2 separate regions of the Homo sapiens genome follow, and region 1 is linked to region 2. A link is a loop called in an ENCODE intact Hi-C map of the cell type or tissue named here. Cell type or tissue: heart right ventricle. All regions are shown on one strand. Links, peaks and the distances in the headings refer to the core of each region. The heading gives the core; the rest is flanking DNA. Region 1 overlaps LIPC (lipase C, hepatic type). Region 2 overlaps LIPC (lipase C, hepatic type).

Region 1 (5,376 bases), core at 94-5,093, 110 kb after region 2:
TTAATCATGGAATGTTCGCATCATGAGGAGCAGTTCAACCCTGCCGTTTTTCAGATGGGGAAACCAAGGCCTAGGCAGGGAAAATTATTTGTCCAGAGACAAAAAGCTCTTGGCAGACCTGGCATTTAGACCTGGGGCCTCCAAAGAGTGAGCAGAGTGATTTTTAAAAACTCCTAAACCTGCCGCTGGTCTGTTTATGGGGATAAGAGGGGTATGGAAGAGAAGGGTGGGGGAATTGCTTTCTCCTTGAAATCACCTGGGAAGAAAAGAGGTCATTTTTCATCTTCCAGGGCTAAACTGGGCACTTCATCTGATTTGGCCCAGCCCTAGGACATCTACTGGGGACTTGGAGATTGGGAAGGGAAGCATCAAGAGAAGGAAGAAGGGGAAACAAGAGCAGTAGGCATGAACCAGGCTGAGCTTCTCCCATTTGCCAACGGCCCCACTGCCCGACCACCATACACTGCTGATGTGAACTCACAAGGATCCCTTTGTTATTAAGGAAGACCAAAGAATTGCATTAGGGCATCATTATCTCACCCACCAGCTACCAAAACCAACGTACTCATCCATCCGTATATTCTTCAAACACAGTCCTACCCTCAGGGGGCTCGGTGGAGACTAACCCACGATGAGTTCCTTGGAGACCACATTTGTGTCTCTTTATTACCGACTACTTATCTTGCTCCTGGGACATCTAGTGAGGAGGAGGTTAAGGGCAGGACTGACTGAAACTGGTCAGGAACCGAAAGCCCCAGGCTGGAGGGAGGTTCCAGTGCCGAGCTGTGGCTTGTACCACACCCTCTCCTTTTCTTTCTTACTTTTTTTTTTTTTTTTTTTTTTTTTTTTTGAGACCAAGTCTCACTCTGTCGCCCAGGCTGGAGTGCAGTGGCGTGATCTTGGCTCACTGCAACCTCCACCTGCAGGGTTCAAGTGATTCTCCTGCCTCAGCCTCCTAAGTAGCTGGGATTACCAGCGTGCACCACCACGCCCAGCTAATTTTTGTATTTTTAGTAGAGACGGGGTTTCGCCACGTTGGCCAGGCTGGTCTCGAACTCCTGACCTCAAGTGATCCACCCGCCTCTGCCTCCCAAAGTGCTGGAATTACAGGTGTGAGCTACTGTGCCCAGCCCATACCCTCTCCTTTTCTGCTCCCCCACAAATTCTCCCCAGTTCTCCTGCAGCCCCTCCAGTGAGCAAAGTCCTCACCCGCTCAACCCAGTTTCACTTGCTAGTGGAAAGTAACGTCTCTGTGGTCACATCAAGCCACCCTGGGCATGGCTGGAAAGTGCACTCATGCGAGACTCGCCTGTTTGAAGCAGCTGCTCATGGGATACTGCTATCTATATAATGTTATGTTATCCAATGTGGTAGCCACAAACCATATGTGGCTATTTAAATCCAAATCTAAGTTACTTTAAATTAAATGGAACCAAAAATTCAGTTTGTCAGTTACACAAGCCACCTTTCAAGTGCTCAAATACGTGGCTGCTGCATCAGAGAACACAGAAATAAAACATTTCCATCGCCGCGGAGAGTTCTACTGGTGATGCTGGGATGAAGATTTTAATCTAGGCCACCACAGCTACACCACTCCCTGCCCATCACAACCGTGATCATAACTGACTTGGGCCCCCAAAGCCTATTCCACCAGCCACCTCCAGCATTTTGATGAATACATATTACACTCTTAAAAGAGCAGACTTGCCCAACCCCGGCCTACAGAGAAACCACAATCCCCATTTTTCAAAAACATCTAATTGTACAATGTATTTTAGTGCAGGGTCTGGTTGGGCAAGATAAACATCGCCTCCTGATTGTAGTTTCACAAAGGATGACTAACTTGGCCTGAATTCCTCTGGCTCCCAAGATATTTCGACAAAACCATCAAAGGATCTATTTTCTACAACTGTACACCAGAACTCGGGTAAACACTGCGAGAGTACAGCAGTAGCAAGAGAGAATTGGGAAACAGTCGCCGAGTGAAACGAGGCAATTTATCGCCCACTTCCATTCTCACTCTCTCACAAGGAACCTTTACCAGTTTGGGAGCCTGTTTTTAAGGGAGGGGGAGGGAAACGGATCTGTACGGAGTAAATCCTGTTTCGCCAGTGCCTCCTCTCATTTCATCCTCAGAGCAGTCAGATGAGGTAACCGGGTGGAGAGGAGGGAAGGGGCCCTCGGGGGGCACTCTGCCCGGGCACTGGGCTGGATGTGTTGTACACGTTAGCTCATTTCCCATTTGATCCTCACAGCAACCCCCAGACAGGGAGAGACACACGCACACACAGAGACACGGTCAGGGCAAAGTCACACAATTTGTGAGCAGGAAGCATCGCATTGAATCCCAGCCTTTGCTCCTTTTACTGCACTTGGCCTCGGCGTAGGACCAAGGCCCTCGACTGAGTGCCTCTCCCTCCTGCGGCATTCCAGCTGCATGTCCCGCCTCCTCCTCTCTGCCCTCCTTCCACACTCCCTCTTCCATATCTCCTCCACTCTTCTCCTGTCTTCCCCGTGCTGCCCTTCCCCCTCCCCCGCCCCCTCACCCACGGCCCTGCACTCCAGGCTCCCTGGGTCGGGGGTGAGGGGCACTTGCTTCTGCTGCTCGCCGCAGCCATGAGAGCACCCTTCCTTGCTGGTCGGCGAGATGACGAGCCAAGCTGTGACTCGGGCAGTCGGTCTGTTTTTGGCTTCTCTCAGCTACTTCTTTGGAAGGTTTCCACTGACTTCAGGGAGAGTTCCAGAAGAAGCAGGGGGTGTCGTAGACAGCACAGGCTTGGGGTTGGGATAAGGAGTGTCAAGAATCTTGGCCTTGCTGCCAACCACTTATGTGACCTTGACCTAATGACAAAACCTATGTGGGCACCAAGGAAGAGGTGTGAATAGACATGGGGATGAACCACTAGCACGGGACCTGCAGGTGGGTCTCAAAACCTGCCCCGGTCAGTTCAGTGTGGAGGAAGGAAGTAGATGACACCCGATTAACACCTTCTGGAAGGCAGGCATTTTTTCATCGCCATCTTATCACATTTTTACAGCGACACTACAAGAAAGTTCCTAACCTGCATTCACAGATGAGGAAATCGAGCCCCAGAAAGGCTATGTGGTCTCCAGATCACAAGGAAGCAGGCATCAGAGAGGACTCAAACCCTGGGCTCTGTCTATCCGTTGAGGGCCCTTATTCCACCCACAGCACAAAGAGCTGGCAACAGGACGCCAGTCAGCACAACAGTCCTGGCCGCACACACACACTCCCCCATCTCCACCGCTCGCAGGCAGCAACAGACCCCCACAGAAGGGGCAGGCATTGGCCAGGCACGGTGGCTCACACCTGAAGTCCCAACACTCTGGGAGGCCAAGGTGGGAGGATCTCTTGAGCCCAGGCGTTCCAAACCAGCTCGGGCAACAAAGCAAGACGCCATCTCTACAAAAGAATTAAAAATTAGCCAGGTAGAGTGGTGCATGTCTGTAGTCCCAGCTACTTGGGAGACTGCAGGAGGGTTGCTTGAGCCTAGAAGGTCAAGGCTGCAGTGAGACATGATGGTGCCACTGCACTCTAGCCTGGGTGACAGAGTGAGACCCTGTTTCAAAAAAATTCAATTTAATTTTAAAAAGAAAGGGGCAAGCATCCAGTCTCGTGACATCAGGGCATCACTTAAATGGGACTGTACTGTTAAACCAAAATGTGGCCACGAAAATACCGACACATACAGGTGTTACATACAAAGGCTAACAAAATCACTTTCCCTTTTTCTTCTTCACTCGCGCCTGCTCTGAGTTAATTCACTTTCATTCAGCCTTGCCGGCACTGGCTGCCTTCTTTGGGCAGCAACACCCTGGACAACACCATCCTGGGCCCCTCAATCCTATGATCTTCAGCTTCCCTCTGAGTTAGAGGCATTTCGGGTCTAGGAACAAGCCCTCTGGGCTTGGAGAAAACACAAGAGGTCTCATTCCTACCATCTCCATGAGAGAAATCCATACACGGAGGGGGAAAAAAAAAAAGCCCTCTTTGATGTTTGCAAAGAGAGTCATAATATCTCCCAGAGCCAACATCTAATGATTCAGAATCATTGTTTCTGGGAGGCAAAAAATAGAAAGAAATATATTCTCTTTTCATAAATTCAATAACCTGATCTTGTGAAAAGAAAATGTAAGTTTTTTCTTTTTTAAATGGCACCAGCAGGGTCCACACAGGGTTACAATCCAGGATTTTTCCTAGTGAGGAGACTCTCCGGAGGCCTCAGATTTCTGCTGTAAATGGAGTTTCCCTGATCACATTCGAGGTCAATGGACTATTTCATGCCTTTCATCTTTAAGACCTGAAATAATTTCTCCTGCCAGAACTTGGGAGTATGTTGTACTGGTCTCTTTGCAGTCACAGGATTAAAAGCGTTTTCCCCAAATCATTTTTTAACGTCCTTATTAAACATGTCATAAGGTAAAGTGGGCAAAATCACTCACACTTTTTTCCTTAATCTTTGTAATAGCATCATTGTGCTGGGGGTGGCAGGGTAGAATGATAGGCAAATTGTCTTTTCTTTTCTTCCTTTTTTTTTTTTTTAAAGAAAAACACTTACAAAAATCCAAATAAGAGTAAATAATTAGGACTGGGTGTGGCGGCTCACACCTGTAATCCTAACACTTTGGGAGGCCAATGCAGGAGGATTGTGTGAGCCCAGGATTTTGAGACCAGCCTGAGCAACATACAGACCTCATCTCTACAAAAGAGGAGGAGGAAGAAGAAGAAGGAGGAGGAGGAGGAACTAGTTCTCAGCAGGAACCAGTTCTCAGCCTGAAAGACTCATTTATATTTAAAGTTAATTTCATTTAAAGATTTCTCCAAAAAAGGGCAGTCATGCAAGATTCTCCGTGCAGACATGGAGTTTCTCAGGAGTGCTCCTGCAAACTCAAGGGTGCCTCAGCCATCAGCGCAGGTTCCGTCCCCAGCCCGTTCCCTGGTGAGCCTCAGAAAGCATGCTGGCTTGGCTCTTCACAGCCCACACACCTTGGCACGTTCCATCCTCCTGCAGAGATGCTACTCTAGGGACACATGTTGTAGAAATAGGCAATTCTCATTCATAGGATGTGCAAGCTAAAGGGGCCTTTGCATCCTCTAAAGCTGACTCCTGGGTTTTACACAAGCACTTTCTCCTAAAATCGTGGAACCATAGCATCTCAAATGCAGAAATCAATCTCCTCCTACTCACAATTTAAGAAAAAGGGAAGAAAAAGTGTATCGCCAAGACAAGGGCATGAAACATTTTCCCCGGCTCAGGGGCCAGACGTTTAGGGGACAGGAGAGCGTCCTTTGTGGCAGCGATAGCCCAGGATGGATGTCAAGGGGTCAGAGCTGGCAGGCAGTTTGTCTTGGTG
Region 2 (5,376 bases), core at 186-5,185:
TGACTGAAAATACTTTTGTCTTATAGAGCAGAGGGTCATTAAAATGATCCGTTCTGTGTGTCAAATACATGAGGTATACCACTGAGTCACATATGTAAATGTTATCAGCTAGAACAGAACATGGCATGAGATGAGGACCATGAGAGAGGAATGAGTAGAGAAGCAGATTTTACTTCCAAGTGGAGGGAAGAAGGCTTCTTGGAGGAGGCGGCATTTGAGTAGGGTGTTGAAGGATGGTATCCGGACAGAAGAGAATGAGGCTTTCCTTGTACAATAGCAGAGGTACACAGCTGATAAAGTACATGTGCTTTTCAAGCCCAAATACCTTTCAAAAAAGACCATCTAGGAAGAAAAAGAAAAAATATCCCATAGAACGGTGTTGATAGCAACACTTGTTAAACTGCAACAAACTGGAAACAATGTGAATGCCCAAGTGCAAACCACTGAAGTTGGGGACTCCAGCTACTGCTAAGTCCAACTTCGAACAGGCATGGTTTTGAATACCTACTACTAGAAGTCACAGAAACTTTTGGGGGCAATAATGATGAAGTTCAGAAACAAAAGCCTATTGCTGGCCCCTAAGCACTCACAGTTTAACACCAGGGATCTTAGCACAGAGGATGGGTTTCCAAGAGTCGTTGAGCCTCCTGAGATGGTGCCCAAGGCTGTGTGTGTGTGCATTTTGAGTGGGGAGCAGGTGTCATAACTTTCAGCAAATTATCAAAGGGACCTGTGACCTCTGAAAAAGCTCAGTAACAACTGGTCTTGCAGCTTTGTAAAACAAGTATAAGAAAATTGTATATGCAATAATGTAGGGAAAAAAAAACAGGACTAAATAATCTACATGTTGAATCATAATTATGAAAACACTGTAGACACATGCTGTATATTGCTAGAGATTCTAAGTATATTTAAAGATATATAAAGGGTTTTAAGGTTTGGAGGATTTAAGTACTTAAATGTACAAGAAAAATAAAATAAAAAGGCCCTGATCAGCTACAGTTAGATTGGTCATCCCAAGACGACCCCCGGGAAAGGGATTTTCCACTGTCCTTCCGACCTGCCACCAGCACCCAACTTTGCAGGTTCAGCCACACTCAAAATCACTACCCCAGCAGGGTCTGTCAGATTTCTGAGAGGCCTCCACAGTTACATGGAATGTCACCCATGACTAATATTTGAGATAGAGTCCGGAGATGAAACTCATTCTTCCAAGAGTGCGTACTATTCTGGAATCAGCAGAGGGCCAGCCCCCAGCATTCCAGGGAAATTCTATCTTTCCCATGCAAGAGACCCTCCCATCCATGGCCATCCTTCCTAGCCCTACAGCTGAGCAGGTCTGTGGTCCTGCTGAAAGGTCCACCCTGGAGAGACGGGGGACAGCAGCCTGTCCTCCACTCTGCTTGCCTCTCACAGAGACCCAGGACTGGAACCCATATTCTTTCATTCTGAGCTGGAGAGAGAAACTGCAGGGCTGACGGTTGAAGGCATGGGGTCTGTAAGCTGACCCGAAAACATGAATCGCCAAATGAGTGCGCAGCCAAAAGCCAAGAGAATCTGGTACCTGGCTACCCACGATGGCCCTCTCCCTGCCCTCCTCTCCACATCAGCTGCCACAGTGCTGCGGGCATGCTGGGTCATCACAGTTGGCACAGCAGGGAGAGAGGCAGAAAGAGGCTGGGCCCCGAGACAGGGCAGAACAGTCCCCATTTCATCATGAGGGGAATGCAACCACCCAGGCCTCAGCCTGGGTGTCCCTGACAGCCACGGGCTCCACGTAGAACAGAGGTCACAGCGATTCTCACAGCCAGGAAGGTACTGTGCGCTGGCCCCCAGGACAGTGACCAGTTTCGAGTGGGGCGCTCTCAGCTGGGAAATGGGGTCCAACCCACCAGGGAAAAGGGCTGACTAGGGGCCAATAGGACCCTCCAGATCCCTGCCCAGCAGGCTGGACTTCAGTCCCAAGGTGATAACTAGAACAAGGGGGCCGAGCCTAGTCTGTCCAGCAGCGGGTGGAGGAGCCGCGGTAAGAAAGGCAGTCGGGTCTTACATTCAGGTACCTACTTGGGGCGAGAAGACCAAATCCAGTCACTCCAGCCCTGGAGGAGTCAGGGCGCCCACCCGGCTGCCCCACAGAAGGTGCAATTCCTAAACATGGTCACAAAGTAGCGCAGTGACATCTCAGCTGCTTCGGAGTTCCAGGAGAGGGTTTCTGGCTCAGGAGAATGGAGTTTCTGGGTGACTGGAAGATGAGGCTGTTGGCTAACTTCCCTTTCCTTCCCACTTAGGGGTCTATTTCCAGAAGCATTCCTCATTTCATTTTTTCCCCAGTGGGGCTTGGCTAGGGGTGGGGAGGCATGGGGAAAAAGTGAAGAGAAGAGAAGGAAATGCATGGAATGCAAGCGGAGGCCTCTTTGTCTACAGCGTTTTCACCTCCACTTGTGCAGGTTCATATTCAGGGCCTGGTGAAGTCAGTTCTGGCACGGCTCTCCAGTGGACTGGCAGTGGCCCTTAAAAATAGTTCTCAGGAAGATGTGTAGGTGGCGACGCTGAGTAGTGTTTATGTCCCAACATGAAGAGCAGGCCTCATTGTGTGTGTCCTGTGATTACAACTGTGTGAAAATACATGTGTTTGAGAAAAAATGCTGGAAGAAGATGCATGAAAATGTTTATACGTCCGTTGAGTTTGTATCTGAACTTTTGTCTCTTCCCCTCTTTATGTAATGTTATAGTATGTATATGGTATATTGACTTTCATGATTTAAATAATCAGAAAATAAATTTACTACGAAATGATAAAATAAAGGAGTTTGACTAGATCAGTGATCCTGGAACTGTAGTGGGTAATGAAGCACCTAAAAGGCTGCTTTTTTTGTTTGTTTGTTTTTCCTGAGACGGAGTCTTGCTCTGTCGCCCAGGCTGGAGTGCAGTGGCACAGTCTTGGCTCGCAGCAACCTCTGCCTCCCGGGTTCAAGCAGTTCTCCTGCCTCAGCCTCCTGAGTAGCCGCGATTACAGACACACAACACCACGCCCAGCTATTTTTTGTACTTTTAGTAGAGATGGGGTTTCACCATGTTGGCCAGGCTGGTCTCGAACTCTTGACTTCGTGATCTGCCCGCCTCAGCCTCCCAAAGTGCTGGGATTACAGGCGTGAGCCACCGCCCCCGGCCAGGGCTTATTAAAATAAGATTCTGGGGCCCTAACTACAGAGTTGCTGATTCAGTGAGCCTGGGGTAGACTTGGATATTTACGTTTCTCAGCAGTTCCCAAATGATGCTGCTGGTGTGGGGACCACAGAGAACCACTAGAGAAAAAACAAAAGAACCAAGACTTGAAACTAGGTTACTGACTTCCAGGCTAGGGTGCTTCCTACAGAAACAACACGAGGCTACAGGGCAAACCTCACTTCACTTCTAACTTTCTAGGGTTGAAGGGGTGAGAATCAACATCCACTGCTCCTGGATACTGACTTCTTCCCCAGTAGCTACAACCCCAAAAGTATTTAAAACCCCAAGATATTTGTGAAAATGTATTTGTCCAAAATAAAATATCTACATGCTAAAAAGAAAGCAGTCCTTGAAATGAACAAAAATTCCCAAGCTGAGCATTACTTGTAATTGGTAGAAAAATAATCATTGCAAAAGCTAATTAACCATCCACCCTGAGCGGCTCCTTGGCAGGCCTGAAAATATGATCAGGAAAATTCTTTTCCTATGAGTGAGGCATTATCAAAGCAGGGCAGAGCCTATGGGTTATCCGTTGACTAGGACTGACCTTTCCGTGACTGCCAAAAACTTTCCAGTGACAAATGTTCCAGCTTCCTTGTCCCAAGAGAAACTAAAGTGGTAAGAAAACAAACTGCTTTATACTGAAACATAACAAGATCAACAGCAGCTGTGACAGCATTTATTAAACTGTCCGCTGTGTACCAGGCCCCATGGTCAGTAGGAAAGTATATCCCTGAGGGTACAAAAATGAAAAAGCGTACATCCACTCACCAAGGACTTCCCACTGTGCCAGGGTCTCTAGCCCCTTATGGGGTGTGTGTGGGGGCAGGGAGGTTGGAGATTGGGAGAGGCGCATAATTTCAACACAATGCAATTAGTTTGTAAATAACACTACATGCAAAATGTTACAAGAGCCCTGAGGCAGCGCAGGTTAGCTGAGAAGCCTTTACAGAGGAGGTGATATCTGAGTTGAATCTTGAAGTTTCCTTCAAGAAGTGGAAGGACATTGTAAGCAGAGGGAAAAAAAACATGAACCAGCCTTGCTTGACTCAGAGGCTGGAAAAGGGAGAGTGAAGTTGGGAATTCTTGAGATTTTGGGGTGGCCCTGGATGGGGTACATAAAAAGAAGTGGCCAGAGGGAAGGACAGGAAGGGCCATCCTCAGAAGTTTTGTCCTCATCCTGGAGGCAGGGCAGACCACTGATGAGGGGGGTTGTTTTTAAAAGGCTGCCTTTCCCAGATGGATTGATAGACTTATCTCAGCCTGGCTAAAACCCTGGCCACTCCCTGATAGAGAACAAGGTTCCCAGCAGGCAAGGGCAGGGGTGGGGCCCAGCAGGGACCAGTTTTGCAAGCTCACCTGGCCCTACACCCGCAAACACTCAGCTTTTCCTCCAAGACAAGCCTCAAGGCTTGGAGCAAGTCTCTTTGAAGTTTTCTTATGAATTGCTATGCTTAACACTAAATCATGGGAAAGATTAACACCCATGAAACTGAAGCAGGAGCACATAACAGGAGCTTAATATGAATCTTCCATCTTAAAAATATCTTATTCTACATCTGAAAAGAGAACCATTTGGAAATTCCACGTCATACTCACTTATAGACTTAACAGCAATTTCAACTTTAAAAATTCATTCCCACCTGCATTATATGACTTGATTCTTACAGTAGCCCTGTAAAGAATATTGGGTAGGAATTCTTATTCCCATTTTAGAGACGTAAACATTCACCATCCGCGGACCATGGGGAACACAGCTGACATCAATTGCAAGTCAGTTTCTGTGGTTTACTGCAGCAAGGGAGAGCTCACTCCAGACTTGGGCTTGTGCTGGTTGAGTCTAAGGAAGGGGTGGAAAGCAAGGGGAATTCTGGATTGGATTCTGTCAAAAAGGAGTCCAATTCAATGATTCGGCATCATAATAATTTAATAGTTATCACTAATTATTATTTAATATAATCAATAAATGATCTAGCAGATGGGAAGATGAAAACAGGGCTGAGCTGGCTTTGATACAGCAACACAAGTCATTCCTGTTAGTCAGAAGAGGGAAATGTTTAGTCATGTTTTTTGATTTTGGAGTGGCCTCCTCCCTGTCTTGATGCAAACACAGATGTGGAGGGTCTGTGCTGCACATGTTTCTGTTCG

What was found. A loop is a pair of places that touch in the nucleus more often than their neighbours do. Peaks named below come from ENCODE experiments on the same cell type or tissue, not always from the same donor. Only the 100,000 strongest peaks of a DNase experiment are listed, where the experiment ranks them.
Region 1: it touches region 2 in a loop (2.6-fold over the local background); 9 of 110 quality-filtered maps call a loop at or near these places.

Annotation. Positions count from the first base shown.
Region 1 is chr15:58,550,005-58,555,380 of GRCh38, forward strand. All of the region lies in intron 6 of LIPC (lipase C, hepatic type), which reads left to right. Among named protein-coding and RNA genes, the nearest start is that of LIPC-AS1, 54 kb to the left of the region's middle. In heart right ventricle, for the core only: no CTCF peak of the experiment used is centred there; a DNase peak (open chromatin) is centred at 2,417; H3K4me3 peaks cover 426 bases; H3K27ac peaks cover 635 bases.
Region 2 is chr15:58,436,571-58,441,946 of GRCh38, forward strand. The region is part of intron 1 of LIPC (lipase C, hepatic type); the gene reads left to right. LIPC-AS1 (LIPC antisense RNA 1) reads right to left here. Exons shown (of 3, transcript NR_120338.1): 3 at 1-342. Among named protein-coding and RNA genes, the nearest start is that of LIPC, 7.3 kb to the left of the region's middle. RefSeq lists a silencer at 2,445-2,685. In heart right ventricle, for the core only: a CTCF peak has its summit at 2,552; DNase peaks (open chromatin) are centred at 2,511 and 3,801; H3K27ac peaks cover 3,099 bases.